5 separate regions of the Homo sapiens genome follow, and all the other regions are linked to region 3. A link is a loop called in an ENCODE intact Hi-C map of the cell type or tissue named here. Cell type or tissue: heart right ventricle. All regions are shown on one strand. Each heading gives the region's core, and the rest is flanking DNA. Links, peaks and the distances in the headings are about the cores only. Region 1 has its middle 100 kb from the start of LIMCH1. Region 2 has its middle 110 kb from the start of LIMCH1. Region 3 has its middle 100 kb from the start of UCHL1. Region 4 overlaps LIMCH1 (LIM and calponin homology domains 1). Region 5 has its middle 120 kb from the start of LIMCH1.

Region 1 (5,865 bases), core at 590-5,589, 78 kb before region 3:
GGGGACATTTACCAATACTGGTTCACATAACAAATTGCTCTGCTAAGTACAGGCAGTATTCACACTTCTGACAGGTTTTATTCTTGAGGAAAGCATTGAAGTCAAAAATATTTCTGTAGAATGTGATTTTCTCATAGAAACATTGTTTTAGTTAGATACTAGTTTCCTGATTAAAGCCCTTAAAAATAAAATTACTACAAAGACCCTATTTAATCACCTAGAAAAGATATAACTAAGCATTAAACAGTATTTTTGTTAAACTTGTTAATTATAGAGGGGAAACTAATAAAATTAATGCTCAAGTTTATTTAATAATTTTTAAAATGTCTTCTTGTTACTTCTTCCTTTCCTCCAGCAGCTGTAAATTACACAGTATAGGAATACTACCTTAATCATGAAGCATCAAGCAAAATGCCTAGTGTACAGGAGATGTTCAGTAAGGAAGCAGAACAAATCACCAAGTGAATTAATAAAGTTTTCTGGAGAAACTCATGCAAGGATGTTGCCCTCCTCCTTTTTGTTTTTTCTTTTTTTTGAGATGGAGTTTTGCCCTGTCGCCCAGGCTGGACTACAATGGCATGATCTCGGCTCACTGCAACCTCTGCCTCCCGGGTTCAAGTGATTCTCCTGCCTCAGCCTCCAGAGCAGCAGGGATGATAGGGGCACATTACCATGCCCGCCTCATTTTTTGTATCTTTAGTAGAGACTGGGTTTCACCATGTTGGCCAGGCTGTTCTCTAACTCCTGACCTCGTGATCTGCCCACCTCAGCCTCCCAAAGTGCTGGGATTCCAAGCGTGACACACTGCACCCAGCCCACTTTTTTAAGAAATTTTTTAATTCTTTTTTTTTTAATGAGACAGGGTCTTGCTCTGTCATCCAGGCTGCAGTGCAATGGCACAATCACAACTCACTGCAGCCTTGACCTCCAGGGCTCACACAATCCTCCAACTTCAGCTTCCTGAGCTGGGACAACAGGCACACACCACCACACCCAGCTAATTCCTGTATTTTTTATAGAGATGGGGGTTTCACCATGTTGCCCAGGCTGGTCTCAAACTCCTGGGCTCAAGCGATCCATGCACCTTGGCCTTCCAAAGTGGGATTACAGGCATGAGCCACGGCGCTGGCCTGCCCTCCCCTTTTTGAGCCCCTTTCTACCAGGCAAATTGTGCTTGTTGTAGGTATTAGAAATCACTTGGTGTTTTTCCTATAGTGGACACTGCAATTATGTCCCCATCTGACTTCAGAACAAAAATCTGCATGTACTGAATCAGAACATGACTTGCTGGAATTCAAGTTTGTCCTGGAGAGAATAAGAAAACCACACCATCTGCACGCTGAAGGGTACATCTTCCACATATTCTATTCCTAGCCTCCCAACTGCACTCCCAATGCTTCTCTTTAGTCAAAGGAGTCTGGCTTTTCCCTGACAGATGCTCCCCTCACCCTTAAACCAAAGCAGCATTATTTCAAGCATGATCTGTGAATTGATCACTGCTGGTCCATGGCATTGTACATTACAGGATTGATAATCCACATTTACAGCAGTCTGGCCATCGCCACCACATCCAAGCCATGTGATGGCAGGACTCATCTTGCTGAGCAAGATGTAAATCTGTTTAGGTGTTGGCCAACTGGCCTGGGCGAGGTGCATGTGATGCAAGCAGCATGCTGATCCTGTGCAGTCAGCCCTGTATTACAGCGGATTGGAAATTTAAAAAACAAAAGCAAAACAAAAAAAAAAAATAGTCCTTCACTGCAGAAGTTTGAAAAGCTCTGTAATAAAAAGGCACAAGCCAGCCAGGCGCAGTGGCTCACGCTGGTAATCCCAGCACTTTGGGAGGCCGAGGCGGGTAGATCGCTTGAGGCCAGGAGTTCAAGATCAGCCTGGCCAACACAGTGAAACCCTGTCTCTACTAAAAATACAAAAATTAGCCAGGTGTCGTGGCGGGAGGCTGAGGCAGGAGAATTGCTTGAACCTGGGAAATGGAGGCTGCAGTGAGCCGAGATTATGTCCAGCCTGGGCAACAGAGCAAGACTCTGTCTCAAAAAAAAAAAAAGAAAAGAAAAGAAAAATTAAAAGGCACAAGCACTGTAATCAGACAGGACCAGGTATGAGTCTTTGCTCCACTACTCACCTGACGATGTGGCCTGAACAAGTTCCTTTACTTCTCTGAACCTCCATTCTCTCATCTTTGCAGATATGGATGATGGAGGGTACATCTCTGTTCAATGAGCAGCTTCCTCATGCCATGAAATGGGCAATTTTAATATCTGTTCAATATGAGGGTCAATCACACACTTGAATATGCTTTGGATGTGGTTTGTTCCACAGCTATGTAGAAAAAAAAAGGTAGCTGATTGGGGAAAACAGCTATCCTGCAATAAAACAATGAATGCCCCCAGCACTTTCTCATATTCCAGGTAGAAGATATTTTAGTAACAAATTCAGTGCATCATGGAATGGATATGGATATGATAATCCAGTGGTCACTGCAGGGTCCAGACTTAAACCACATGTGACAATTTACTTTGGGCCATTGTGAAAGCAAAAAATTCTCAACTGCATCCAACAACAGCTAAAGACCTAAGAACAGTTTTTGGGAACTGCTTTAATGACTTACAGTCATAAACAAACCAAAAGAAAAAAAACAAAAAAGAAGATGCCCAGGAGAAGAAGAGGGAAAAAATTGAATTTACATGAAACAGAGAGGTAAACACAGATAACTTCAACTAGCAGGCATAGGGCCCTCCTGGCCACTCTGTAAATGAAAAACAAAAACCTTTTCTCATTATTTTGAAGTCCACCTACAACACACCAAGCACAGTATCTAGCAAAAGCAGACAGCAAATAAAAGTTCCCTTTGGATCCTTCCCATGCTACGTATGCCTGTAAAATTGTGCTTTAATTCTTTCCTCTTTAAGTTAATTCCACTACAGTTTCCTTTCTATCTGTTACAAATGCCATCTGGGTGGAAGCCTAATGATATGTCAGTGTCACCACTTACAATGGTTCAGAAATCTTTCTCACTCTCAATCAGCAACAGTCCCCAAGGACTGCTGGCTAAAAACAGGAAAGCCCAGTAATGCCAAGGCTGATTTATAACATCAGCATCAAGCTCCAGCTCAGGCTCCTTGCACACTTCTGGCTCCTGTTTCACTAGTTGAGTGAGAGGTCACTTGGGTCACGTAGGACCTTACAAGGTTTCTGGGGAGAATAATAGTTTTTCTGTATCCCTTCCTTACAAAAGGCAGCCGATCAGCACTACTGTCTAGACATGCAAAGATATTTTTCATGGACACAAATAGGTTGGTGTTTTGTTTTGTTTTGTTTAAGTGAGAAAGGGATTTACTTTTATTTTAAAGCATGCACACAGCTACAGTAGGCCTTCTGGAAAGCCTTCTTAAAAGAAGATTTGTGTGTCAAGCTCACATTCAGAAATAACAAAGAGTGCAATGAAAGGGATCTGAGGTCCGTGACAGTATTTGACATATTACCTAGGAGACATTGGAGATGGCTTTCATTTTCAGATTCAAGGATTCACCTTTCACACAGGAAATGCAAAAGACCAGACAAAAACCATGTGTTTTTACCCTAATTTTCTGCTTTATATCTCCTTCGCAAATTTTTTTTTTCAACCAGCTCCATACTTCCAATATATACCCAGACGCTGACAAAATCCTAGTTTCCCATCCTCCACAAGGACTGAAACACACACGAAGGCTCCTTGGGAAGGACCAAAGAGTACACACAGAAATTTGGAAATTTCTGCATTCTGTCTCCAGTCCTGACAGCATCTGTCACACAGATTGCCCTGGTGCCATTATTTTAATCACTTTACATGCTGCTTCTACAATCCCGATGATAAAATGGAAAAGTTGTTTTGTTGGAACTTGTGCTGCAAATAGCACAATGACAATGTCAGGAAAAAATCTCTCACAGCATTAACTGGCTCACAAAGATTATTCTTAATACAAGCTGTCCCCAACATATGGACATTATTTTTTAATGCCCCAGACCCATGAGCAGACCCTAAGTAAGTCTGCAACCCCAGACCCTTCGGTGGGGGCAACTGCTCACTTTTCTAAGTCAGAAAAGCTCAAGGAGAGGTAAACTGGAGGTATACTCATGTTCAGACAAATGTCATGCCATCTCTACACAGGCGGAGAAGTGCGAACAGTGAATAGTTGTGGAGTCCAGGTACCTAGATCTAGGCAAGGAGACAGCTCAAACCACCACCACAATCACCTCCAAAGAGGGAACAAGAATTCCTGGCCTCCTAATTTACAACCCAGAATGTATTTTTTTAATAGAAAAACAAGGTTTAAAGAGATTTTCTTATGGCTCTATGAGCTTTATTAGAACTAAACTTTACAAAAGTAATAAATGAATTGAAAAGTGCCTGTATCATTGAAAGTGGAACAAATATGGTACACTGGTTATTTCTTGAGAAGCTGAGTGAAGTCTTCAAAATAAGGAGGGGACAATTTGAGTCACGTAGTGGCAACTGTTTTATTATTTCTATTATAGGAATCATCATGTCAATAAGTTGCTACAATATAGGACTTCAGAAATAAGATTTTTGAGATACCGAAAGCTTACTCTGTATATAAACTTCTACTTAATACATTTTTATATGAGACCCTGATCTTGCATGATGTTCCCAGACAGTGTCTCTGCAGCTTAGATTAATCCTGCTCAATCATTAACCATTCAACCTGGGCAAAGTTACTGAACTTCACTCCTTACCCCTCAATGTTCTTGCTCATCAAATAGTCAGAAATAATATCTTACTAGGAAAATGAATGGGAGAAAAAATAAAATAGAACTCTATTAGCTTTATTCTGCACTCAAATGAGCAAAGAAATTGTAGCTTCAATGTTTCTAAGTGACTGGTTTAGGACAAGAAGGGTGTATTAGTTTCCTGTGGCTGCTCTAACAAGTTACCACATTAAGTTTAGTGGCTTAAAACCATACAAATTGACTCTTACAGTTCTAGGGGTAGGAAATTTAATGTCCAGATGTTGGCAGGGCTGCCTTCCTTCTGGAGGCTTCGGCACGGGGAACAGGAGGCTTTCCATGCCCTTTCCAGCTTCTAGAGGCCACCTGTTTTCCTTTGCTCATGGTCCCTTCTTCATCGTCGAAATGCATCACTCCAATACCTGGTTCCATCATCATCTCTCCGTTTTCTGTTTCTGATATCCAGTCTCCCTCTTATAAGGACTTCTGTGGTAACATAGGGTCCACTGGGATAACATTGGATAATCTCCTCTTTTTCTGCTTCTGATGTCCAGTCCCCCTCTTATGAGGACTTTTGTGATAACATAGGGTCCACTGAGATAACCTAGGATAATCTCCCCATCTCAGGATCCTTGATTTAACCATATCTGCAAAGTCTCATTTTCCATATAAGATAATATAGCCAGAGGCTCTAAGGATTAAGATATTAACATCCATAGGAAGACTTTATTCAGACTATTGGAAAAAGGGAGACCCAACTGTAGAAAAGTCTGGCAAATATTTACTCCTATGCAATAAATTAAACAGTTCCTTTAGGTTCAGTCTTTTTAGACACCATGCTCAGTCACTCAGATTTCTGTTCATCAAGACAGTATCCAGGGCTGGGTATGGTGGCTCACGCCTGTAATCCCAGCACTTTGGGAGGCCAAGACTGGCGGATCATCTGAGGTCAGGAGTCCAAGACCAGCCTGGCCAACATAGCAAAACCCTGGCTCTACTAAAAATACAAAAGTTAGCCGGGCATGGGGGTGGGCACCTGTAATCCCAGCTACTCAGGAGGCTGAGGCAGGAGAATCTCCTGAACTTGGGAGGTGGAGGTGGCAGTGAGCCAAGATCACACCC
Region 2 (5,865 bases), core at 236-5,235, 69 kb before region 3:
ATATTTAAGTTCTGAAGATTATTTAGTAGCTATTTGTAACTTTTGGAACATACTTACAAAAACTGGAGAAATGAAACAACAAAGGAAACATTCCTAATCTTTTAAAATACAGAGATGGGGGCAGGGTGCCCGATGGCTCAAGCCTGTAATCCCAGCACTTTGGGAGGCCGAGGCAGACAGATCTTGAGGTCAGGAGATCGAGACCATCCTAGCCAACGTGGTGAAACTCCATCTCAACTAAAAATACGAAAATTAGCCGGGCGTAGTGGCACGTGCCTGTAGTCCCAGCTACTCGGAAGGCTGAGGCAAGAGAATCGCTTGAACCTCTGGAGGCAGAGATTGTGGTGAGCCAAGATCGCACCACTGCACTCCAGCTTGGGCAACAGAGCAAGACTCTGTCTCAAAAAATAAATAGATAAATATAATAAAATACAGAAATGGTTTTAAAAACATCTTAGCTTCATCACCATCATTTTGAAATTCCTATATAAAGCTATTTCCCCCAAAAAATATAATTTCTCTAGAATTAGAATACACTCCATTCATCTTTGTGCCCCTAGACTCTATTATGGTATTTGACTTACGTAACGTCTATACTGTATTAGGAATTTAGTGCTGTTCACCAAATATTTCCAATTCTCCTTCCTCCAAGAACATTATAGGATTGTGTTTCCCTGCCCATCCATGTGAAGTTAGGCATGGCCATTTGACTTGCCTTTCATTGACTGGCCAATGAATATGAGCAGAAGTAATATTACTTCTAAGCCAAATCCCACAAGACAGTGTGCATGATTCACCATGTTTCCTTTCCTTCCCTTGTAACTGGTGACAGGGGGATATCTATCAACGTGCATCTACATGAAGGCCTACATGAAGGCCAGCCCTCCATGGATATGTAGCATAGCCAATAAAGAAAATGGTGTTTCTTTAAGCAACTGAGACTTGGGTATCATTTGTTACTGCAGCATCATCTAACACATCCTGTCTGATAAAAACACTGAATGAAAATTTAATGAAGAAAAATCAAGAAAGGCAAACTGGAAAAATATAAGTGCCATGACCACTTCTGCGGACCTCACCATCCTTTTTCCATAATTCTTTATAGGTTCAAATCTGAGAATACTGTGCTTACCACAGCCTGATACAAACGCTAATATAAACCAAGTTGAATATTTGTTTGAACAGAGCATCATGCTGCCAAATGCCATTGTTGTCGCCAGCACCTCTCAAAGATACTCAAATCTGTAGAGAACAGTCTGTTCACATAGCTTATGCCAGAATAATAAGTATGTTCCTCAGAAATGAGTACCCTTCACTCGGTGGCTATGGCTAAACGCAAGTGAATTTATATTTAAAAAAACCCATGGGTCAGAGCACTAGAAGCACAAATAAGAAAAAGAAAAAAAATGCTGCTTTGTAGAATAAGACTACTTAAAGAGCCCAAGGGAAAAAATGAGAATAAAGCAAACCAAAAAACAAAAACATACGCATTAAAAAATGGTGCACAGATGGACTGTAATATCAAAAATCTGCTATCAAGTTGGGAGGAGGAATTCAGCACAGCCACTCAAGCACCACTCTCCCTCGGCTGGAACTCATCTGGAGGATTTGCACCTGCTATTTACGTTGCTGCATGCCACTTTCTTCCTTCCCAAGAAGAGATTTCAAACAAGGAGGCCCTTTCACAGGCAACTTCGAAAGAGTAACAGTCAGAAAAAAAGTAAGAAGGGGAATCAAATGCTTGAGATGGGAAAGGAAGAAATCACAGAAGAAACCATGGAAGACTTCAGGCAGCAGTGAGCGACTGTCTTCACACAGCAACTCAACCCCATGCCTCTCAGCCCTGGCTTTGCCATTAGCGATGCTCTCTCTTCTCACTCACTGCCAGGAAATGACTTAGATACCAAGTGTCAGCTCTTTCATCTTTCCTCAATCCAACCTGAAATCTCAGTCTGGCTTCTGCTCACAGCACTCCACTAAAAATGGAAACCAGTCTGTGCATTTCTGGGGCTGGGACACATAACAGAATATCGAGCCAGCCAAGTGTCACCTTTTACCGATAGGGAGATAAATTGGCTTGCTTAAAGCCACATTCTGAATAGTTAGAAGTTACTTAAGAACTCCAAATGGCCAAATGCATAGTCTATCATTTAATCCCCAATTTACTTGCTTTCTCTGCCACTCCCTATCAGCTCTTCTCATTTGAAATTGCCCCCTCCCTTCAAGGGCTTAACACTAATCTCTTCTGACATTATCTCATCTCTATTTCCTTTTCATGTGTTTTAAAAACACTTGCACAGCACTTATTATGTAGTGCTTTAGAGATATTAACTTATTTAATCATGATAGCACGGAGGAGGTACTACTATTATTACCATTATACAGATGAGGGACAGTGAGGTTAAGTGATATAACCAAGGTCCACAGCTAGTAAGAGGCAGATGATTTGAAACCAAACCAACTGGCCTCAGAGTTCATGTTCTTTACCACGACCTCATACTGTCTCTAGCTAATGCTGCATCCCTCTCTCTCTCCAAAAGATGAGAAAGTCGACACCCCTCCTTTGAACAGATCATCTTTGAGGATTTCAATTTCAGAGCAATCTGTTAAGCTGTTAAGACCACCCAAGGAAAACTGCTTATTATTCTCCAGCACACATTTCAGAGAATTTTTTTTTTATTGCTGAATACACAGAGGTAAAAAGGAACCAGTAAATTCTTCTTCTTTTTTTTTTTTTTTCCAAATAGATGCACCATTTTGTAGGTAAACAAGGTGAGGAAATAGAACTAAGCTCTAAGGACTAGACAATGTGGTATGAGTTAAAGCAAAACTTTAGCTGAATCCGTCAGGAATGATTGATTGAATTTAACTAGGGAACTCATGTGTTTGTACAATCTAAAGAAGGAAGACGTCCTGTTTTGGTAAGATAACCTTAAGTCTGGCTTCTGTTTTATTTTTGTTATGTATTTTTGTAATTTGGGGTTTGAATAAGCAAGAGTGCAAAGGTCTCCTGGCAAAAGCTCCTTTGTTAAAATCCAGAAAAACAAACAATCAACATTGATGTTTTGGAACAGGCCACAGCTGTCCGGCTTTCAAACATGTTACCTTCCACTTCTTTAAGGAAATGAACACACAAAGGCTTTCAGAACTGTCTGGCCCAGCGGAGGTCACTGCTCGGAACCAAGTGATTTCTTGCCTAAGACAGGGAGAGGGCAGTAGGATAGGAGGGAGGAAATGGCCCCGAAGACTGTACATACAAAAGTGCCCATTCTTTTGACCCTCAGGCCGAAGGAAAACAAAAATCCATCATTTGTGAGCTTGGCAAAGGAAGCTTTACTTTGAAGATAAATTTTATGGGGTACTTAAAACACATGATATGGCCTTCCTTGGAGTCAGAAGAAGTGAGTAGTTCACTGCAGGCAGGCCCTATGCAGTTCAGAGTGGAGAGAGGGAAGGGGTGGGAAGGACAATGAAAGTAACTCAAAGAAATTAAAAGATCTCAAGCCATCAAAACATCCTCTCCAAATTTTGCAAGAAATGTTTATATGTAAAATAACTTAAGTCCTGCCACTTTCTCTGACCACCAAATAGAATCAGGAGGTGCCAATGATCAATCATTCTTTGATTGACCCAACATGAATTGTATGTCTCTTTCTGTGCCCAGGAATTGTGTGAGGCACTGGAGGTAGAGACTAATAATGCCACCTCTCCATCCATGGCCTCAAAGAGTTATGAGTTAACTGGAATTTCACTGAATACATCAAACATATATTATTTTCATATACCAAGTAGAAATGAGTATGTTTTTTACTTAGTATCTTACTTGTAATGGTTATTTTAGGTGAAAGGAAAACCCACGTCAACTGTAAACATGAGAGCCTAGATTTTTCCACTAATTTCAGCAAGGCTGAAGAAGTTTGTTTACAAAGACCTGTCAAACACACTCGGGAATGGGTGGCTCTTTTGAGCAATAATGTTTCCGTGCCAACTCTTAAGTTTAAAAGGGAGAGTCCCTGGTAGGAAATGACAATGCTGTGTGGAAACAACAGCAGTATATATTGGACTCTTTACACCCAGAGGACAATCATTTCCAAATCTATCTTCAAATATGAAAGGCAGTAATATGTAGAGAACCTTCAAAGGACTGAGTTATCTGAATTACTCTAAGCATATAATATTTCTAAAGTAAAATTGCCAGGATAAAGTCATGATTCCTAAATTTAACTAAAGTCTCCTGTGAAATGTCTATACTGTTACAAACATCTATTACTATCATAAAGAAAGATGTAGAAAAACACTTCTCATATACAGACCATGAAAAGAACTAAGAATCACCTGGAATCTTACAAGAATCTTTTCACGGGCCGGGCGCAGTGGCTCACGCCTGTAATCCCAGCACTTTGGGAGGCCGAGGCGGGCGGATCACGAGGTCAGGAGATCGAGACCATCCCGGCTAAAACGGTGAAACCCCGTCTCTACTAAAAATACAAAAAATTAGCCGGGCGTAGTGGCGGGCGCCTGTAGTCCCAGCTACTTGGGAGGCTGAGGCAGGAGAATGGCGTGAACCCGGGAGGCGGAACTTGCAGTGAGCCGAGATCCCGCCACTGCACTCCAGCCTGGGCGACAGAGCGAGACTCCGTCTCAAAAAAAAAAAAAAAAAAAAAAGAATCTTTTCACTCTCTCAGATTTCATAGTTAGCATCCTTAGTTTCAAATCAAAACCACTCACATGCATATAAATGTTCCTTAAAACAGCAGCACCTCAGACATCCAACTCTCAGCTGCCCAGCAACCCAAGTCCTCTAAGACAGCCATGAAACTAGAAGTTTAAGTGTCTGCATATGTGGGCAGAATCCCAAACAGAAAAGCCTCCAACAGGAAGAGGGAAGAAATGTGTTTGTCAGGAAACTGTTTTCAGAGATTGGCAACTGATTGTAAACAACTAAAAGTGAACACAATTGATTAAAAAGAAGCAGGTAGCAGAGGCAGCAGGCAAAAGAAAAGAGATGGGGTGGTAAGAAAGAGACCACCCAGGCCAGGTGGGTGTGGTGGCTCACACCTGTAATCCCAGAACTTAGGGAGGCTGAGGCCAGCAGATAACCCGAGGTCAGGAGTTCGAGACCAGCCTGGCCAACATGGCGAAACCCTGTCTCTACTGAAAATACAAAAATTAGCCAGGTGTGGTGGTGCACACCTGTAGTCTCAGCTACCTGGGAGGCTGAGGTGGGAGAATCGCTTGAACCCGGGAGGCGGGGGTTGCAGTGGGCAGAGATCATGCCACTGCATTCCAGCCTGGGCAACAGAGTGAGACTCCGTCTTTAAAAAAGAAAAACTGCCTGAGAATACTGAAAAGCAAGGGTGGAAACCAAGACCAAGAGAAGAGGATTAAGGAAGAAATAGATGAGACAGGATCAGTTCATGGGATCAAGACCCTTCCCAGACATGAAGCCATTAGAAGTCATTCTCTCTCTGTATTAAAACAAGCAAATTACTTTTTACATCTGTTCCATGTTTAAAATCTTTTTAAACGTTCAGAAGGAAAACAGATATGCCCTTCTTAGTTTAAGAACCAATTTGTATCAGGCCAAACCCCAGGTTGTTAAAAGCAATGAACGATGTCACACTCTTCAAGCACTGATAAAGGAGGAGATGGACCAGGGAAGTGACTGAGGAATCTGGTGGCCGAGAGGAATATTTTTACAATTGAGAGACAAGGCTAATCAGGATCTAAAACAGACACCCAGAAGGAAGACCAAAGACGATTTTCCTTCTGATTTTCTCTTTGCTGCAGAGCCTAAAAGAAGTACAGGTTTCCTGCAGGAAACAGAAGATGAATGATACCAATAGCTGCTGTCTGGCCCAGGGG
Region 3 (5,831 bases), core at 463-5,462:
TTTAAATCTGTACGTGGAGCTCTTGTTACTCTAGCAGCTTCTTGGGAACCACAATGCTGAACGGAGTGGGGAGTCACTAAGTGACAGGCGGAATTCTGGAAGCTTCAACATTGCTGGGTCATGATTTAGCGATACACTTCCTCCTCTGAACTACCAGGCAAAGAGGGCTGCTTGTCACTGAGGGAAACAAGGCCAAATTCATACCTTCCACTAAGCCTCCAGAAAGGCCACCCATTGAAGCTGAGGCTCCTTGCACTAATCATAGGGGGTCACCTTTCCCCTTCATGCCCTTCAAGCGTCCTGAACCCCGCAGACAGTTCATTTCGGGAGCTCGGGGCTACCAAGCTGCATCTACTGATAGACATCGTGAATCAGGATCACCCAGTGAGCGCTTCCGGGACTGAGAGCCGAGAGCTCCAGTGATTTCCCTGGCCTGCCAACGAGTTATTTAAGAAGTGAAATATGCCAACCAGACCGGGTAGCCCGTACTTCGGAACCGACCCTGCAGTCCTTGGGATGGAGAGGGGCGGGGGTTGCCAAAGGCTGGGCAGCGTCTATGCGGATGCGTGCTCGCAGGTGGGTCTTGCAAGCTACCCCCGCCCTGCGCACTGTGCCAGCCTCACACCTGACCCGGTGCCAGGAATACAGCAAGAGGCTCCGGTGGGTATGCGCCTCCGTGAAGACACTGCCAACTCTGCTCCGGAAGGGTGCGGGGTAGGGGGACAAGGGGCGAAATGTGGGACCAGAAGCAAGATACCCCGAAATGCGAGCACCGGTGAAGTCTCTGGGGGCTCGCGCTTCCTGCGCCTTTGCAACGCTTTGCTAGCACTGCGCTTCCCTTGGCAGCGCCTGGAAGCGGCGCTAGCTGAGATTTGCGAGGCCAGCGGGCAGGAAGGATGGACGCGCAGGGGATCCCTTCCTGCCCTCACGCGCGCAGCTAGACTGCAGTGTCCCCTTTCACGCCCACCCTCGCCCGGGATTCCAATGCCAAAGCGCTAAGGTTTCGCGGCTCGCCGAGGCCCGGGGGGGTGACCTGGAGCAGCTGGCAAAAGAAAGTGGGGGCGGTTGGGGGGAGGCAAGGCTGGACCTGCGGTCGGAGCGTGCGCGGGTCCGTGGCTCAGGGCGCCAGTGCAAGGCCGCCCGCCAGCCACCCGCACCTACCTCAATCCACTTCTGCGCCTCGGAGAAGGCGGGCTCGGGGGGCGGCTCGGGCTGCAGGGGCTGAAGAGCTTCCAGACCGAGAGCGGGACAAGCCATTTGCGCAGCCCCGCGTCCTCTCAAGCGCCGGGATGAGGACGGCCGCCGCCGTCGCCGCCGCAGGAGCGCGCTCCCCGCCCCTTCCCGCCCGCCGGCCTCCCCTCCCCGCCTCTCCCCGCCCCCGGCCGGCGCAGGTCCCGGGAGAGCCGCGCGCTGCTAGAGGACGCCGCGGCAGCTGTTCCCGGCGCCGCCCGGGCTCCAACGCGCCGTGAGTGACCCGCGGGAGCGAGCGCGGAGGCGCCGGGAGCTTCTTCTCCTCCCCACCTTCGAGGGCCGCTCCGCCCCCGGGGAGGGGGAGCACAGCTACGGACTAAAAATAACCCGGAGCGAGCGCTGCGTGTCTCCCTCCCGTTCACACCCGGCCCGATAGAGGGAATCCGCTGGCCGCCCCGCACGTCCCTGCGCCCCGCCGGCTGCTGAGGGGCGGGCGGATGGGTCTGGCATCATATGGGAGACGCGCGCCCAGTGGGGCGCACCCGGGCCCGGGGGAGCGGGCGCTGCGGCACCGGAGCAGTAGGACGCGCGGGCACTGGCCGCGCAGCACCTGCAGTCCTTCCTGGCCGCAGAGGTAGGGGCAAGGCGGGGCAGCCCCTGGCCCGGCGCCGGGAAGTACACAGCCACCTGATCTTTTTGTAAGAAGAAAAAGAAAAACGACCCTGATGAGCTTTTCTTCTCCAGGAAGGCTACCTGTGTCCTAGTCTGTCGATGCAGTCAACCAACAGTCACTGTGCACCTACTATGCGTCAGGCACTGGGCCAGGCGCTGGGGACGCAGAGATGGAAACACACACACACACACACACACACACACACACCCTACACACCCTACCCACACACACCCTACCTGGAAGTCCTTGCCCTCGAGGTATCTACATTGTAGAGGGAATTGGGGGCCGGGACAGACAATAAACATGTAAATCAAAAGAAGATAATTGTGGCGGGTGTTGTTAAGATAAAAGAGGAGAAGATAATGACATGGAAAGAAAAAGCGCGGGGTAATTTCCGATAGCCTTCCCCCCTTTTGGCTGGGAGGCTGACCTGTGAGTCGCGGTTCCATTAACGGGAGGTAGGCAGATGGTCAGTGAGCTGAAGAGAGACGTGCATTTATTTATCTCGTCCCTTCCTGCAGGTGGTTAGGGGGTTTCCAGAAGGTTCCTCATCTCCTCTTGTCCCACTCAACCTCCCAGGCCTAGGTATGGTAAAGGCTTCCCCATCCCATAATGGTCTCCCGATCCGGCTCACTTCTTTCTAACCCTTCCTTTAAACTCTCCTTGGCCACTCCCACTTGAGCATGCCTTCTGTTTTGCACTACAGCCCAAGTGACGATCAAGGAAGGTGTCTGTAAGGAAATGTCCTGAAGAGGTGACATGAGTGAGGGAGATTTAACTGTGTAACAATTTGGGGGAAGAATTCCAGATGGATGCCAAGGCCTTAAGGTAGGAATGAGCTTCCCCGTGGAGGAGCCCACAGCGGGCCAGCAAGACTGGAGCTGGTGTGGAGAGCACCAGGCGGGAATGATAGCATGGGAGAGGCAGGCCAGGTCCCGCCTGCGGGTGAGGGGGCACACACTACCTTTTAGATTGTTGCCTGGGTATACCCTGGTAGGCCACCAGGGAGCTCTGACCTACGTGAGCCCAGCGCTGGGTCCGGAGGAGCTCAGTATTCTTGGCCTAACCTCAAGCTAATGGATTCCCCTCTTCAGAATGGCTGCTAACAAGAGGTTTCTGACGGTGGCTGGAGGTCCCTGGGTGCCTCAGCCTCTAAATCTCTGTTCCCCATCCAGAATCCGAGTTTAATCTTTGTCCAATTCTGCTGCTATAATAGGGGAATGGAACAAAAAGCAGGCCTCAAATTCCACCATTACCAGCTTTGGAGTCAGACAGGCTTTAGTTTATTTGCTTTGAAAACACTTACGTGGCACTTATACTGTGCCAGGCACTGTTCTAAGTGCATTACAAATAATTGACTAACTCAGTCCTTATTCCAGCTCTGTAAGATAGGACTGTTATCATCCCTACGAGGAAACCAGGGGACAGAGCTGGTGGACAGGGAGGGTTGGATTCAAGCCCAGACAGCCTGGCGCCAGATTTGCTCCTAACTGCACACCAAGCTGTCTTACCAGTCCTGTCCAGACTCCCACTTACAGTGTGTCCCTCAGTTTCCTCACCTAAAATGAGGTGGATATAGTCATCCAGCAGAATCATTGTGAAAGGCACGAACAAGGGGACTGAATGTAAACAGACCAAAGCTGGACCTGACAAACAAGCAGTTGCTGAGTACAGACCACTGATCCTCACCTCCACCCTGCTGTCCAAAACAGAGGGAGGGAAAAGTATACAAAGAAGAGATAAAGAAGGCAAGCATGGGAAAGGGCTAAAGACGTGTGGGCAGAAGATGACCTTGTTTCCATAAAGAAACATGGCAAAGCAAACAGTCCACAAAATGACTCTGGTACACTAATACAATATATGGCTTTGGGCAGTGATATGATCTGGCTCCATGTCCCCACCCAAATCTCATCTTGAATTATAATCTGAATTGTAATCCCTACATGTTGAGGAAGGGACCTGGTGGGAGGTGATTAGATCATGGGAGCAGTTTCCACCGTGCTGTTCTCATGGTAGTGAATGAGTTCTCATAAAATCTGATGGCTTAAAAGTGTCTGGCAGTTCCCTCTTTGTTCTCTTTCTCCTGCCGCCTTGTGAAGAAGGCACTTGCTTCTCCATCTCCTTCTGCCATGATTGTAAGTTCCTGAGGCCTCCCCAGCCATGTGGAACTATGAGTCAATTAAACCTCTTTTCTTTATAAATTACCCAGTCTCAGGTATGTGTTTATAGCAGTGTGAGAATGGGCTAATATAGGCAGGTTCCACTGCATGGAGTAACTAGGAGGAAGGGAAGCGAGCTAGCCCAGATGGTATATCTAAATCCATTTGAAAATGAGTATTAAATTTTATCATATCTCTAATATATCTGGCATTGAAATTGGCATTTAAATAAAACTTTTTTCCTTCAGTGAAAATACATTTTACATCTTTTAAGGTTTATAATCATAAGGTAACATTTGCTTTTTCTGAGCTTTTACCAATCACAAATTCACGCTAGCAAAGACCCACAGACTTAGAACCATAATAGAATTCAAACCTAGTGCTGCTATCAATAATATCCATAAATAGTTGTTAAGAACCTACTATGTGGAAGATACAGAAGAATCCACAAGGGGACACAGACTATGCCCTTTAGGAGCTAATAATTTTGTGTTTTTTTTTATTTATTTAAATTTTTAATTTTTGTGGGTATATACCTGGTATATACATCTATGAAGTATATGGGATATTTTGATAAAGGCATAAAATATGTAATAATCACACCAAAGTAAATGGCATATCCATCACCTCAAGCATTTATCTTTTGTGTTACAAATAATCCAATTATACTCTTTTAGTTTTTGTTTGTTTGTTTGTTTTTGAGACAGAGTCTTGCTCTGTCACCCAGGCTGAAGTGCAGTGGCTCAATCTGGGCTTACTGCAACCTCCACCTCCTAGGTTCAAGTGATTCTCCTGCCTCAGCCTCCCAAGTAGCTGGGATTACAGGCGCCCGCCACCACGCCCGGCTATGTTTTGTATTTTTAGTAGAGACAGGGTTTCACCATTTTGGCCAGGATGGTCTTGATCTCCTGACCTCATGATCTGCCCACCTTGGCCTCCCAGAGTGCTGGGATTACAGGCATGAGCCACCATGCCCAGCCTAGTTATTTTTAAATTTACAATTAAATTATTCACTATAGTCACCCTGTTGTGCTATCAAATACTAGATCTTATTTATTCTTCCTATTTTTTGTACCCGTTAACCATCCCCACTTCCAATCCAATCCCCACCACAACTACCCTTCCCAGCCTTTGGTAGCCATCAGTCTGCTATCTCCATGAGTTCAATTGTTTTAATTTTTAGCTCCCACAAATAGGTGAGAACATGCTAAGTTTGTCTTTCTGTGCCTGGTTTATTTCACTTATCACAATGACCTCCTGTTCCATCCATGTTGTTGCAAATGACAGAATCTCATTCTTTTCTATGGCTCAGTAGTACTTCGTAGTACTTTGTTAGTGAAATGATATTTTCATTTCTCTATAATGTAGTTCTTTCAAATATAAAAGTAATATGTGCCATTGGAGAAAATTTGGAAAATATAATGAAGAAAATAAATCTTGAAGAAACCCCACAATTCAGAGATTATCATGATTTGGGGGGTATGAAGTAACATTTTGGGGTTTTTTGTTTTTGTTTTTGTTTTTTTGAAACAGAGTCTCACTCTATCACCCAGGCTAGAGTGCAGTGGCGTGATCTCGGCTCACTGCAACTCCACCACCAGGGTTCAAGCAATTCTCTTGCCTCAGCCTCCTAAGTAGCTGGGATTACAGGCACCCACCACCATGCCTGGCTAATTTTGTTTGTTTGTTTGTTTGTTTGTTTGTTTGTTTTTTAGTAGAGATGGGGTTTTACCATATTGGCCAGGCTGGTTTCGAACTCTTGACCTCAAGTGATCTACCCAGCTCCCCCACCTCCCAAAGTGCTGGGA
Region 4 (5,865 bases), core at 537-5,536, 280 kb before region 3:
CTTATAGGAGTCCATCTGTATTAACAACAGCAATTGAGGGAAACAGCTGTCCCTGAAGCATTTACAAACCAAATCTCCAGAGACCTATGACTTTCACAGCTGTAAATGTCAACACATTTTTCTTTTGTATGGTAAAAAGAATGACATTTTCTTGAGTCATGATGCTTCTTTCCATCCACTCCCTGGAGTTCAGCTTTGGTTCTACTCTTAAGGAACTTGTCCTACCTTAAAGGTCTTCAGAACATCTTGAGAATTTTTGGGCTGGGAGTAAGGCTTGGGTGTCAGCATAGGCACTGCTTTGGGAGTGACAGTTTTGCTTGGAGACCCACTGCCTGCTGACATGCTGGTATCCAGAACACTGGCACGAGCAATGGTGGTTTCAACAGTGGCAGTGAATTTGGGTGGAGGCAGTGACTGTTGCCGCAGGTATTTCATGGGATTGGGGTCATTCAGGAAGGAGGATAAATTTGGCTCTGTTGAATGGCTTCTTTCCAGAATTTTTGGCATCTCCAAGCGTTCGAGAACAGCCTCACTGATGGTGAACCTCTCAATGTACTGTTGAAGGATCCCCTCTGCCTCCTCCTGGGACCGAGCGTTCTTATATGCTTCATGCAGCTCTCTCTCTCTCCGCTCTCTAAAGGACATGGGAGAAGCAATAACAAAGTCAACTAATGAAAATTGCAAAGAAGACCTTGGTAGAAACGAAGGTAGCACTGAAGAGATAGTACAGGGAATATAAAATGTTACTATCAGAACCTTTGTGACAGCCAATAATTTTTAGAAAAAAAAAACACCTAGATAATATTGTACATTAAAAACGACAACAGAAAGAACTCACTTTTCTTGAACAATTTCTCTGTAGGTTTTGATGCTTTTCCTTCGTTCACTTGTCCCATCTTCTCCAGCCAGTAACTTCTCCATTTTTTTCCTTTCTTCCTCTTTCTTGATTAAGTCCTGAGAAACACTTCTTCTACGACTCTTCCAACGAGCCAGGTCCTGGCAGGGAAAGAAAGATATAATATTCTTCTTCAGACTTGTGCATAATTCCATTTCTATTCTTCAGAGTTTAGTCATTTCTACTCTTTAGAGAACTGACTATGGGCCCAGGCACTATAACATCGTGTGCATTCCCACACAATCCAATGTAAGTCTGGTTGGAACTGGAATGCCTCAAAGGCAGAAACATCCAGATATTATCTACAGTATCCATAGCAGGGCTGCACATTTATTTAAATATGGCAGTGTGAAATATGCAATCACATTTCATGTCAGTTGCCAAATTTCAGAGAATTGCCTCACAAGGTAACTGTAAGAAACTTCATTCCTTCCTATTTATAACCTCTGCATTGTGAACAGATTTGCTGACAATAGAATAGTAGGGATTCATTTACAGTTTCCACATGGAAGGCAGTCAAGGCAGAAAAAAAACTGTTTTGGAGTCTTTAGATCTGGTGATTCTATATGTATTAATTCATCTGATCCTTACAACAACCTCACCACAATCCTACAGGTAGTTATAGCATAATGATGAAGAGTGAGGATTCTGGAGGCAGATGGTTGGGGTTGCAGCTGTGGGAAATAATCCCAGCTCTGTCTTTTCCATGCTTTGGAATCTCAGGCATGTTTCTTAGTCTCCCTGTGCCTCCATTTCCTCCTCTCTAAAATGATGATAATAGCACCTATTCTTACAAGCTTGCAGGGTTAAATGTGAAAATAGACGTAAGGTGCCAGGCACATAGTAAGTGCTCAAGATACTTTAGACATAATTGTTACTATATTTTATGAACTTTGGAGAAGTTAACTTTTTAAACTAAAGGTGGAGTCAAGTTTGCAATAGCTACCTCCAGAGTGCTTTGTGAGAATTAAATGAAATAATCCACTCTCCCTCCTCTCTCCCCGCTTTGGCTCTCAGCACACAATCTCAAAGCCCTCATCAGCCTCTTTAGCCTTCCTTCCCTGGTTCTAATCCTGGCTCCCCCACTCGCTAGCTATGTGACGTTCAGCAAGTGACAGCTGTGCTGGGATTCGTCTGTGGAATCGAGGACAATAAGAGTTGCTAGTTCATTGAGTTACTAAGAGGATTAAATGAATGCATGCAAAGTACTTAGAACAATGCCTGGTACTGGTACACATTTGATGTTGGTCATTGTTATCGTTACTACCATCATCATCATGATCAATTTGAAATATATAACCTCAGAAGATAGTGCAGCCTCAATTCTACAACCCATCCCAGTTTCCTGCCTCCCCTCCCCTCTTTTGTGACCAAGCTTCTGGCCAGGGTGTTTGCTGATTACATGTCTGGGCCATCACTCCATACCTTCACGCTGCTACTCACCTTCCTTTGAGTCCCACATTTACCGTGTCACCTTTTGAAACCCTCTAGGGGCTCCCTTTCCCCGCATGGCTTTCAAGTCCACGTCTACCCACCCGGCTGGATTTTCTGCTGCCAGAAGCCTCCCCGCTGCCCGCGCGCCTTGGCCACAACTCACATCTTGCCATTTGTCGTCCTCTTCCCTCAGCTGGTTATTTATCAGCTGCAGCTGCTCCTGGCGGGCCCTGCTGTGCGGCTGCACCGCGGCCTCCTCCTCACACCGCATGTCAAACATGCTGGTGCTCCTGAGTGTGGAGAGAGCGAACACAAGAGGGACCGCGATCAGCGCCCGTCGCGTCTCCGCGCGCCTGGGCGTCCTGCCGCGTGGGGGCGCTACCGGGCTTGGAAAACTGCCCCCTTCCCGGGCTGCGCACAGCGCGTGACTGGCGGTGTGTTCTGGCCCTGGGCGGGCGGTGGGCGTGCTGGCACCCCACCGCCTCCTTTTGCCGCAAACGCCAAAATGTGACCGTCTTTGTCTTCAGTGATGTCACTGAATCGGGTCAATATCATTTTATATGTAGGTGCCAAAATAGGTTTAAAGAAGAGCTAGAAAAATGGTATTTGAAGCCCCAGGCTCCTCTCACTTGGAAATGCATTTAAAAAATAAAATTAAGATAATTAAAAGGTATAACCTGGGTAGAATTTGTGGGGAAAGAGGGCGGTGTTCCATGAAGTAAAACTGTATTACGTTAAATGCTTCTTTGTGTAGAAAGCTGGCTTAAAGGCTTCCTATGTGAATGGAGGCAATTTCTCCATTTCCAAAAAAATATCATTTGGCCTTAAGTTTAAGACACTCACTTTTTCTTATTTTATTTTATTGAATTTTAGATGCATCTGACAACTATGGATGGCTGATGTATATGTTCATTGTAATCATTTCTTTTTATTTCTTGTAAAACTGCTGTAATTGATAGTGCAGTTGATGGCATCTTGGAATCAAGAAAACAAGGCATTTTATAACAAGAGTAAGGAGTAAAACACATAAATTAGGTATATATTTTGTATTCTAATATGCACACAGTCATTTAATTTTTGTCAGGATAACTCTGAATATCTCTTTTAAAAGAAAAATGCAAGGGAAATCAGTCTTTAAAAAACTCTTAGACTGTGCATACATATAATTTATATGTTTTATAGGAGCTTATTAAATGTTGTGCAAGACCATAGGGCCTTTTTTGTGATGCTTACATAAACCTTTGTTACAGCAAAAGCTGAAGCAGCAAGATGAAAACAGAAATAGAAACCAAAGCAAAATCCTCCTCCTTTTATTTTTCTTTCAAAGAAATGACTCACTTTGGGACAAGTGGGCTATGGAGCCCAAAATTCAAGACATAGAGGGCTCTTAAAAGCTCACTGTTAAGTGCTAGCAACAAAATATGGTGACAGTCCATTTTTGAAACCAGCCTAACACAAAGAAAAAAAAAACTACCATGCACTTAGACACCAAAGAATTCCAGACATCATCAATGATGTCCAAAATTGTTACTCCCATGGCCAGACAATGAACAGCAGCAGCATCGCCGAATGCAAAGGGCTCCCTAGCAGGCAGCTGTCTGGAAGATGACCCCCAAAGCAATGGCTGCCCACCTTCCCTTCAATCCACTCAAAAGGAATGTGTATAAATGTGTGAGTGCCTCTCTCTGCTCTCCAGATGTTGGACAATTTAAGTCTAAGAGAACTAAACTGAAAAACTGTACTTGTAACCTGTCTTCCCCAAGAGTATTCTAATAATCTGGCTGCACAGAAGGACTCTTAGCTGAGGTTTCTATTAGCATGGATATGACAAGCCATTGCATAATGCTGCCTCCATGTATTCAGTGGAGAATGTTGATTTCAGCAGCTGTGGCTTCTAGAAAAAATAAGCTGGGCCAGGTGTGGTGGCTCACGCCTGTAATCCCAGCACTCTGGGAGGCCAAGGTGGGCAGATCACTTGAGGTCAGGAATTCAAGACCAGCCTGGCCAACATGGTGAAACCCCTTCTCTACTAAAAATACAAAAAAAAAAAAAGAAAAAAGAAAAAAAATTAGGCATGCTAGCACACGCCTATAGTCCCAGCTACTAGGGAGGTTGAGGCAGGAGGATGGCTTGAACCTGGGAGGCAGAAGTTGCAGTGAGCTGAGATTACATCACTGCACTCCAGCCTGGGTGACAGAGCGAGACTCTATCTCAAAAAAATAAAATAAAATAAAGAATGAAAGAAAAGAAAAAGAAAGAAACTGTAGTCCTCGATAGAGGAGAAGGGCTGTGATTTTTCATCTATTTTAGACTATTGATTAATGGTATCTAAGAAAGATTAAGAAATTTGCAGGATTAGGTAGAAAAGTCTAACCCATGCTTTTAAACTTCATGGATCAAAATTCACTTAAGCAGGCCTTCCAGAAAGACACAAAAATTCGTCCCATTCTTCCTCTCACAGTTTAAAAAAAAAAAATCTTACTTTTAAAATATTCAATCTAGTCAGTTCATCTTTTAAGGTGATTTATAATCTTTGCTAAGATCTTAGAAGACTTAAACCTCTCTGAGCTGGGACCCTCTTACCATCCCACTAAGTAGTTTGTAGATTATGGGAGAGAAAAGAGGTCCCTTCATTCAACTCTGCCATCTATAATATCTACAGGTCAGAATTTTGGTTTAGGCCACTATGGGTGGCCATAGATCCAGGTTTTCTTCTGGGACCCCAAGAAGAAAATGGCAGCCTTCTCCAGGATCTGGGATTTGATTATCTCACCCAATGGGCATGGAGAAAATGAGAGCAGACCTTAAGAATTACCTTTGTCTGTCCTGCGTTCCCATCTCTACTCCCACTGTGAAGCTCTAACTAGCTCAGCCCAAATGTGGCCAGAAGCCAGTTAGTTAAATAAAAGGAGAAACTCGTTTGCCCTTTCATGTACCAGGAAGTACATGGTTGAACATCCCTAATCCAAAAATCTGAAATCTGAAATGCTCCAAACTCCAAAACTCTTTGAATGCTGACATGACCCCACAAGTGGAGAATTCCACACCTGACCTTGTGTGATGGGGTGCAGCCAAAACTTTGTTTCATGCACAAAATTATTTAAACTATTGTATAAAATCACCTCCAGTCTATATGTATAAGGTATATATGGAACATAAATGAATTTCATGTTTAGACTTGGGTTCCATCCTCAAGATACTTCACTATGTATATGCAAATATTCCAAAATCTAAAAAAGTTCAAAATCTGAAACACTTCTCATTCCAAACATTTTCTATAAGGCAGGCTCAACCTGTATGATTTTTTTTCTCAAGATTTTTTTTTTTTAAGAAATATCAGCAAACTGGCCAAAAAAGAAATAACAAACCTATGAGTGATATATTTATGCCATTTTCAAAAAAAAATTAAGAAGTTGAGAATTGATAATACTAGAAAGAAAATGGGCTGAGTTGTCATTCAGAACATGTTCCCTAGTTCAGGTTAGACTTGGCCTCCCAAATGAAGAGGTGTGTGTCTGGGGATGGGGGTTGGCGGA
Region 5 (5,865 bases), core at 355-5,354, 60 kb before region 3:
AACATCAGGTCATTGCAAAACAACTGCAATATACCTCAGTTTCCCCATATGTAAAGGAGAGATAACAGTACCACTACTTCAAATAGTGTGTGATTCTATTACTAGGATCCTAAATATCTTCCTATGCTTCTTTCTGAGTTTATGTTTTAAAATCATAACCAATAACTGTTAAACATAAGAAAAAGTAGGAAGATTACTAGACTTAGAATCAGACTTGTGTTTGAGTCTCAACTCTGCAAATCTGCTCACCTGAATCAGCGATCTGACCTCTTAAGTCTCTCTCTCCCCGCCATTTAAGTCTTGGTTCACACCCAGGTATGACTCTAAGGAGCTTACATAGAGTAACTCACTTCTCACAGCACTCCTATGAGGTGGGCACAATGATCTCCACTTTACCATAAGGAACCAAGTCACAGAGTAGGTAAATATGTTAACCAGGATCTCACTGCTAGTGGTAGAACCTGGATCCAACCCCGTGGAAGTCTAGCTTCAGAATATCAATACCCCTTAACCAGTATGCCACACTACTTGGGGATACGATTCTTGGGGCCGGCCCTAACAACCCCCAAGGTTGCAGTAAGGCCCAAAGATCCAGGTCAAGGTGTACACGCTATACAAACTCAAGCGTTAGTTACAAATGTGTTACTTGAGTAAGCCTTGTATGCACCTTTTTGAAGCAGAGCCTACAACAATTACCAACTAGTAAGAAGAAATTCAAATTGGCCCACATACAGTAAAATGTGCTTTCTCCAGCGTTCTTGCAATGAGGAATCTCTATCATCAAGCTCTTGGCAGCCACAAGGTAACACCTGCCATCAAATTTCCAGGCCAAAGCCATCTCTTCCATGCTCTGCAGAGCAGAACTCGAGAATTTCAGTGGAGGACCTGCCAAGCATGTGAGCATATCTCAAGGGCCTCCGGAGGCCAGCACGTTGGCCCTGCCTTCAGAGGTCCCTGCATCTCACCTCCTTGGGGAGGAGGAATCGGGTTAAGTCAACCTAAGGCGTGGTTCATATTGGGAAGTCCTATGTCCAACTCATCCATCAAATAACCAAGCTCCAGCCAACTCCTGAAATAAAGTTGGCAAATAAAGGAACATAATTAACCCCACTGGTAATCTCAAGAGGCAGGGCTATATTCTGGCATCATCTTGTCTGGTCCTACACCCTGAATCCAAGGCATGGCTCTGATAGATCTTTTATTCTGACCTCTATATCTGGCAGATTTTTATACAGATGATATGATGAATACTTCAACAGGCATGAAAAATGGGGGTGGGAACCTTTTTAAGTTCTACTATTATAATTCAAGGCTATTAAGTACCAAAGCACTATTCTGGGCATTTTGGCATGTTACCTCAGTTAATCCCAATCATCCTGTGAGGTAGGTATTACCATCCTGCCCCACCTGCCACCACTGACACACGGAAAATGGAAGCCCTCAGGTCTGGCTGACAGTATTTCCCATAGTTTCTCAACATTCAGGTCTCAGCTGAAGGGCCAGCTCCACAGAGAAGCTTGCCTAGAGCACCCAATTAAGAGTAGAAGGCCCCCCTCATCCACATTTATCAGCCCCTCTATCACATTACCTTGTTTAGTTTTATTCATAGCACTTAATATTTCTGAAGTTCTTATTTAGTATGTATTATCTGTTTATCTGCACCAAAATGTCAGTTTCTTGAGGGCAAGGAAACTTTTCCATCTGGTTCGAAGTTATATCCTCAATGCTGATAATAATACCTGTCAGAATGGCATGGGAGGGAGGGAGGAAGAGAGGGAGGGAAGAGGGAAGGGAAGAAAGGAGGAAGGCAGAGAGGAAGAAAGGAAGGAGAGGAGGGAAAAGGGCAGGAAGGAAGAAAAGAAGGAGGGGAGGAAGAAAGGAAGGAGGAAGGAAGGAAGGAAGGAAGGAAGGAAGGAAGGAAGGAGGAAGGAAGGAAGGAAGGAAGGAAGGAAGGAGGAAGAAAGGAAGGAGGAAGGAAGGAAGGAAGGAAGGAAGGAAGGACGGAAGGAAGGAAGGAAGGAAGGAAGGAAGGAAGGAAGGAAGGGGAAAGGAAAGGAAGAAAATGTAGGCTCTTCCATAAGCTTCACAAGGAGAAAGGGTTATTGTAGGCATTAAAAAAAACTTAATGACTTGGCCGGGTATGGTGGCTCACGCTTGTAATCCCAGCACTTTGGGAGGCCGAGGTGGGCGGATCACAAACTCCTGTTTGAGACCAGCCTGGCCAACACAGTGAAACCCCGTCTCTACTAAAAATACAAAAATTAGCAGGATGTGGTGGTGGGCATCTGTGTTCCCAGCTACTCGGGAGGCTGAGGCAGGAGAATCTGTGGAACCCGGGAGGCGAAGGTTGCAGTGAGCTGAGATTGTGCCACTGCACTCCAGCCTGGGCAACAGAGCTAGACTCCGTCTCAAAATAATAAAATTAAATAAAATAAAATGAAATAAAATAAAATAAAATAAAATAAAATAAAATAAAATAAAACAAAACGTAGTGACTTAGAAATGTAAAATTCTGAGACACTTTACTGAGGCAGATTGTGAAGTGACTGGAAATTCAGAAGTGAAATAAGCCCTCTACCTTTCTGAAAGAATTTTAACACAATCCTTTGTGAAATGTGGATGACTTAAGATTCCAGCATCATTCCACATTTCAAATACCTATGTTTTATCACTGCTAACACTCATATCCTATGGAGATCAAAATATATGTTTGTTCTCTAGTTGAGAACAATAAACAATTGCTTGTTTGTTCATCTTCATACTGTTTCCTCCCCAACACAGTTTCTCTCTCTCTCTCTCTCTATCTCTCACCGTGTCAGCCCTTTAAAAGCCTGAGTTAACAGAGTTTCATGGTCACAAGCAGCATTCTAAAATTGGAATTTGGCTGCCTAACCACACACTAGCCCTGGAATTCTGCAAACGTCTGGGCCAGTGAGTGTGAGAAAGTTCTGTGGTAACAACAGTTTCTGAGGCAACAATCAGAGTTGGAATCCCACAGGCAACAAGGCGCAGGTGCCGGGCACGGAGGCTTGTCAACCAGACTGCAGGAGCGGCAGCCTGCTTCTCTCGGCACAGCTCTTGGCTGTGGGTGTTGAAGGCCTGGTGACTTCACTGGCACATAAACACTTAGTGATGGACTCCCAACGCAAACCTGGACTTTTTTATAGTCCTGTACATGCATGTGGCTGACCAAGATTCCTGTGCCAGATGCTTAAATAGCTGCTCACCCAGGTTGAGTCCCTCCCTCTTCACACCAGGTGAATGGAGAAAAACGCAGATGTAATTAAAATTTACAACTTCCATACAATCTAGAATAGAGTCTTTTGTTATATTAAATTTTTGAAAGTCAGAGAATTTGTTCCCTTATGGAAAGAGGCATTTCTGGCTGGAAAGCTGTAGTCTTTTTTACAGTCACTGAGATTTAATACTACATGACTTATTCGCTAAAACTTCACCTATCCTCACAAATATGATAAATGAAAGTCAAATGCAAGTGAATTGCTGAGACCCAGAAAACAAGAAAAGTAGTGGGTAGGGGCAGCTCTCTTTTGTTTCAAATGCACTATTTTAGCTCGAATTAAACAACTTTCATTGCCAAAATGACAAATAATTACATTAACATTTCAGTTATGTTAACATTTCATTTCTTGGCTACTTCTTTTTAAGAAAATGGATAGTTCCAAAGTGAATGATCATTTATTGCTTTATTTCATTAAATATAAAATAATACATGCTCATTGTAAAAAAAATTTTTCAAACCAAATTTTAAAATACCCTCTAGAGGCTGGGCACAGTGGCTTACAACTGTAATCCCAGCATTTTGGGAGGCTGAGGTGGGCGGCTCTATTGAACCCAGGAGTTCAAGACCAGCCTGGGCAACATGGTGAAACCACATCTCTACAGAAAAATACAAAAGTATTAGCCAGGCATGGTGGCACGTGCCTGTAGTCCCAGCTATTTGGGAGGCTGAGGTGGGAGGATCACTTGAGCCCAGGAGGTGGAGATTGCAGTGAGCCAAAATCACACCACTGCACTCCAGCCTGGGCAACAGAGCAACACTGACTCCCTGTAGAAAGAAACTCCCTCAGAAATCTAGTCTCCAGAGATAACGACTACTAATTCTTGGATGGATCGCCTATCAGGGTTGTTTTTCCTATGCTTAATAAATGGCTCTTCAGCTTGCTTCTGATTGATGCCCAAAACAGCGCACCTCTTCCTGTGCCAGTCACACAGTTTCTACTTCATCTGTAAACTGAGGACTCTGGATCTGGATTTCAAAGGGGTGTTGTAAAGATTAAATGAGATATTTGTTCAATGCTTAGAACAGGGCCTGGTGCATGCAGGAAAACAGGCTGTTTTCACCCGGAGTGACTCGATCTTGAAACAAAACCTCTGTGATGACCAATGTGTTCCCATATCATAGATAACCCCTCACAAAGAAACAATGCCTATAGCATAGATAACCCCTCACAAAGAAACAATGCCTATAGCATAGATAACCCCTCACAAAGAAGCAATGCCTATAGCACAGATAACCCCTCATAAAGATGGGTATCTAACCTCCCCAAAAGTCACAAATTTCACAAAAAAGTCTTAGAAATGACCAGTTGCACATGTCTTTGCCCTAAAAGCTTGCTATGTAAAGATATTTTTTGCAGGCCAAGTGCAGGGATCCACCATCTCTCAGCTGCCGGAGACACTGGTTCTATTTGTAAGTCCCTATTTCTTTCTGAGAAACTAGGTTTGTCAGCTTCTTTCTTTGGCCTGTCAGCTCCCTTGGCCTTTGGGGATAGGTTTGCCTAGACCAGTTCATTCACAGTAGAACAGCACATAATTTAAACATTCAGTAAATATTATCAGCTGCCTAATACTATATTGTGTGTGTGTAGCATCAGTGATTTAACAAATAACCTAGTGATAAAATTTTCTTTTTTTTTTTTTTGTTTTTGAGATGGAATCTTAGTTTGTTGCCCAGGCTGGAGTGCAGTGGCATGATCTCGACTCACTGCAACCTCCAATTCCTAGATTCAAGAGATTCTCATGCCTCAGCCTCCTGAGCAGCTGGGATTACAGGCGCCCGCTACCACACCCAGCTAATTTTTTTTTTTGTATTTTTAGTAGAGATGAGGTTTCACCATGTTGGCCAGGCTGGTCTCAAATTCCTGACCTCAAGTGATCCACCCACCTCAGCCTCCCAAAGTGCTGGGATTACAAGCGTGAGCCACAGAAAATATCAGTTGTTTCCAGTTCTCACTATTATGAAGCATACCAGGGTAAATATTATAGCTTGGGTTTCAATATTATTGTTATTATCGTGACCAGGTTTTAAAATCTTCTATTGCCTGGCATTTTGAAATTACAGAAACTATTTACATTTATTCATTTGAGCTCACATTAGCTATTTGCAGGAGACAAATCAGGTGTGAGGTTCATTGGGTTTCAGAGTAAATAAATTGCCCAAAACCACCCAGCAAAGTAAGCCTACAGCCACACCTTGACGCTGGTCACACAATCACTCAACAAATCTTTACTAAGTCAGTACTCAGCGCCAGCCTGAGTACTATACATAAAATACCCTCAAAGAACTCACAGTTTAATCGGTGGGCAAGTTATTCCTTTTTTTTTTTTCGAGACGGAGTCTCACTCTCTCACCCAGGCTGGAGTGCAATGGCGTGATCTTGGCTCACTGCAACCTCCACCTCCCGGGTTCAAGCGATTCTCCTGCCTCAGCCTCCTGAATAGCTGGGATTACAGGCGCGTGCCACCATGCCCAGCTATTTTTTTTTATTTTTAGTAGACACGGGGTTTCACCGTGTTGGTCAGGCTGGCCTCTAACTCCTGACCTCGCGATCTGCCTGCCCTGAC

The links. A loop is a pair of places that touch in the nucleus more often than their neighbours do. Peaks named below come from ENCODE experiments on the same cell type or tissue, not always from the same donor. Only the 100,000 strongest peaks of a DNase experiment are listed, where the experiment ranks them.
Region 1: a loop joins it to region 3, with 3 times the contacts of the local background. A loop is called at or near these places in 30 of 110 quality-filtered maps.
Region 2: it touches region 3 in a loop (2.9-fold over the local background); 42 of 110 quality-filtered maps call a loop at or near these places.
Region 4: it touches region 3 in a loop (6-fold over the local background); 30 of 110 quality-filtered maps call a loop at or near these places.
Region 5: a loop joins it to region 3, with 2.7 times the contacts of the local background. A loop is called at or near these places in 34 of 110 quality-filtered maps.

Annotation. Positions count from the first base shown.
Region 1 is chr4:41,434,574-41,440,438 of GRCh38, reverse strand. It overlaps a transcript of LIMCH1 not described here. Among named protein-coding and RNA genes, the nearest start is that of LIMCH1, 100 kb to the left of the region's middle. In heart right ventricle, for the core only: no CTCF peak of the experiment used is centred there; no DNase peak of the experiment used is centred there; H3K27ac peaks cover 5,000 bases.
Region 2 is chr4:41,424,818-41,430,682 of GRCh38, reverse strand. It overlaps a transcript of LIMCH1 not described here. Among named protein-coding and RNA genes, the nearest start is that of LIMCH1, 110 kb to the left of the region's middle. In heart right ventricle, for the core only: no CTCF peak of the experiment used is centred there; a DNase peak (open chromatin) is centred at 3,170; H3K27ac peaks cover 4,619 bases.
Region 3 is chr4:41,356,267-41,362,097 of GRCh38, reverse strand. It overlaps a transcript of LIMCH1 not described here. Among named protein-coding and RNA genes, the nearest start is that of UCHL1, 100 kb to the right of the region's middle. In heart right ventricle, for the core only: a CTCF peak has its summit at 2,851 (motif pointing right); DNase peaks (open chromatin) are centred at 663, 867 and 1,437; H3K4me3 peaks cover 1,568 bases; H3K27ac peaks cover 3,444 bases.
Region 4 is chr4:41,641,254-41,647,118 of GRCh38, reverse strand. It overlaps LIMCH1 (LIM and calponin homology domains 1), which reads right to left. Exons shown (of 32, transcript NM_001330672.2): 15 at 2,493-2,619; 16 at 839-996; 17 at 226-634. Among named protein-coding and RNA genes, the nearest start is that of LIMCH1-AS1, 49 kb to the left of the region's middle. In heart right ventricle, for the core only: CTCF peaks have their summits at 2,482 and 2,690 (motif pointing right); a DNase peak (open chromatin) is centred at 2,698; H3K4me3 peaks cover 498 bases; H3K27ac peaks cover 2,164 bases.
Region 5 is chr4:41,415,741-41,421,605 of GRCh38, reverse strand. It overlaps a transcript of LIMCH1 not described here. Among named protein-coding and RNA genes, the nearest start is that of LIMCH1, 120 kb to the left of the region's middle. In heart right ventricle, for the core only: no CTCF peak of the experiment used is centred there; a DNase peak (open chromatin) is centred at 3,015; H3K27ac peaks cover 4,619 bases.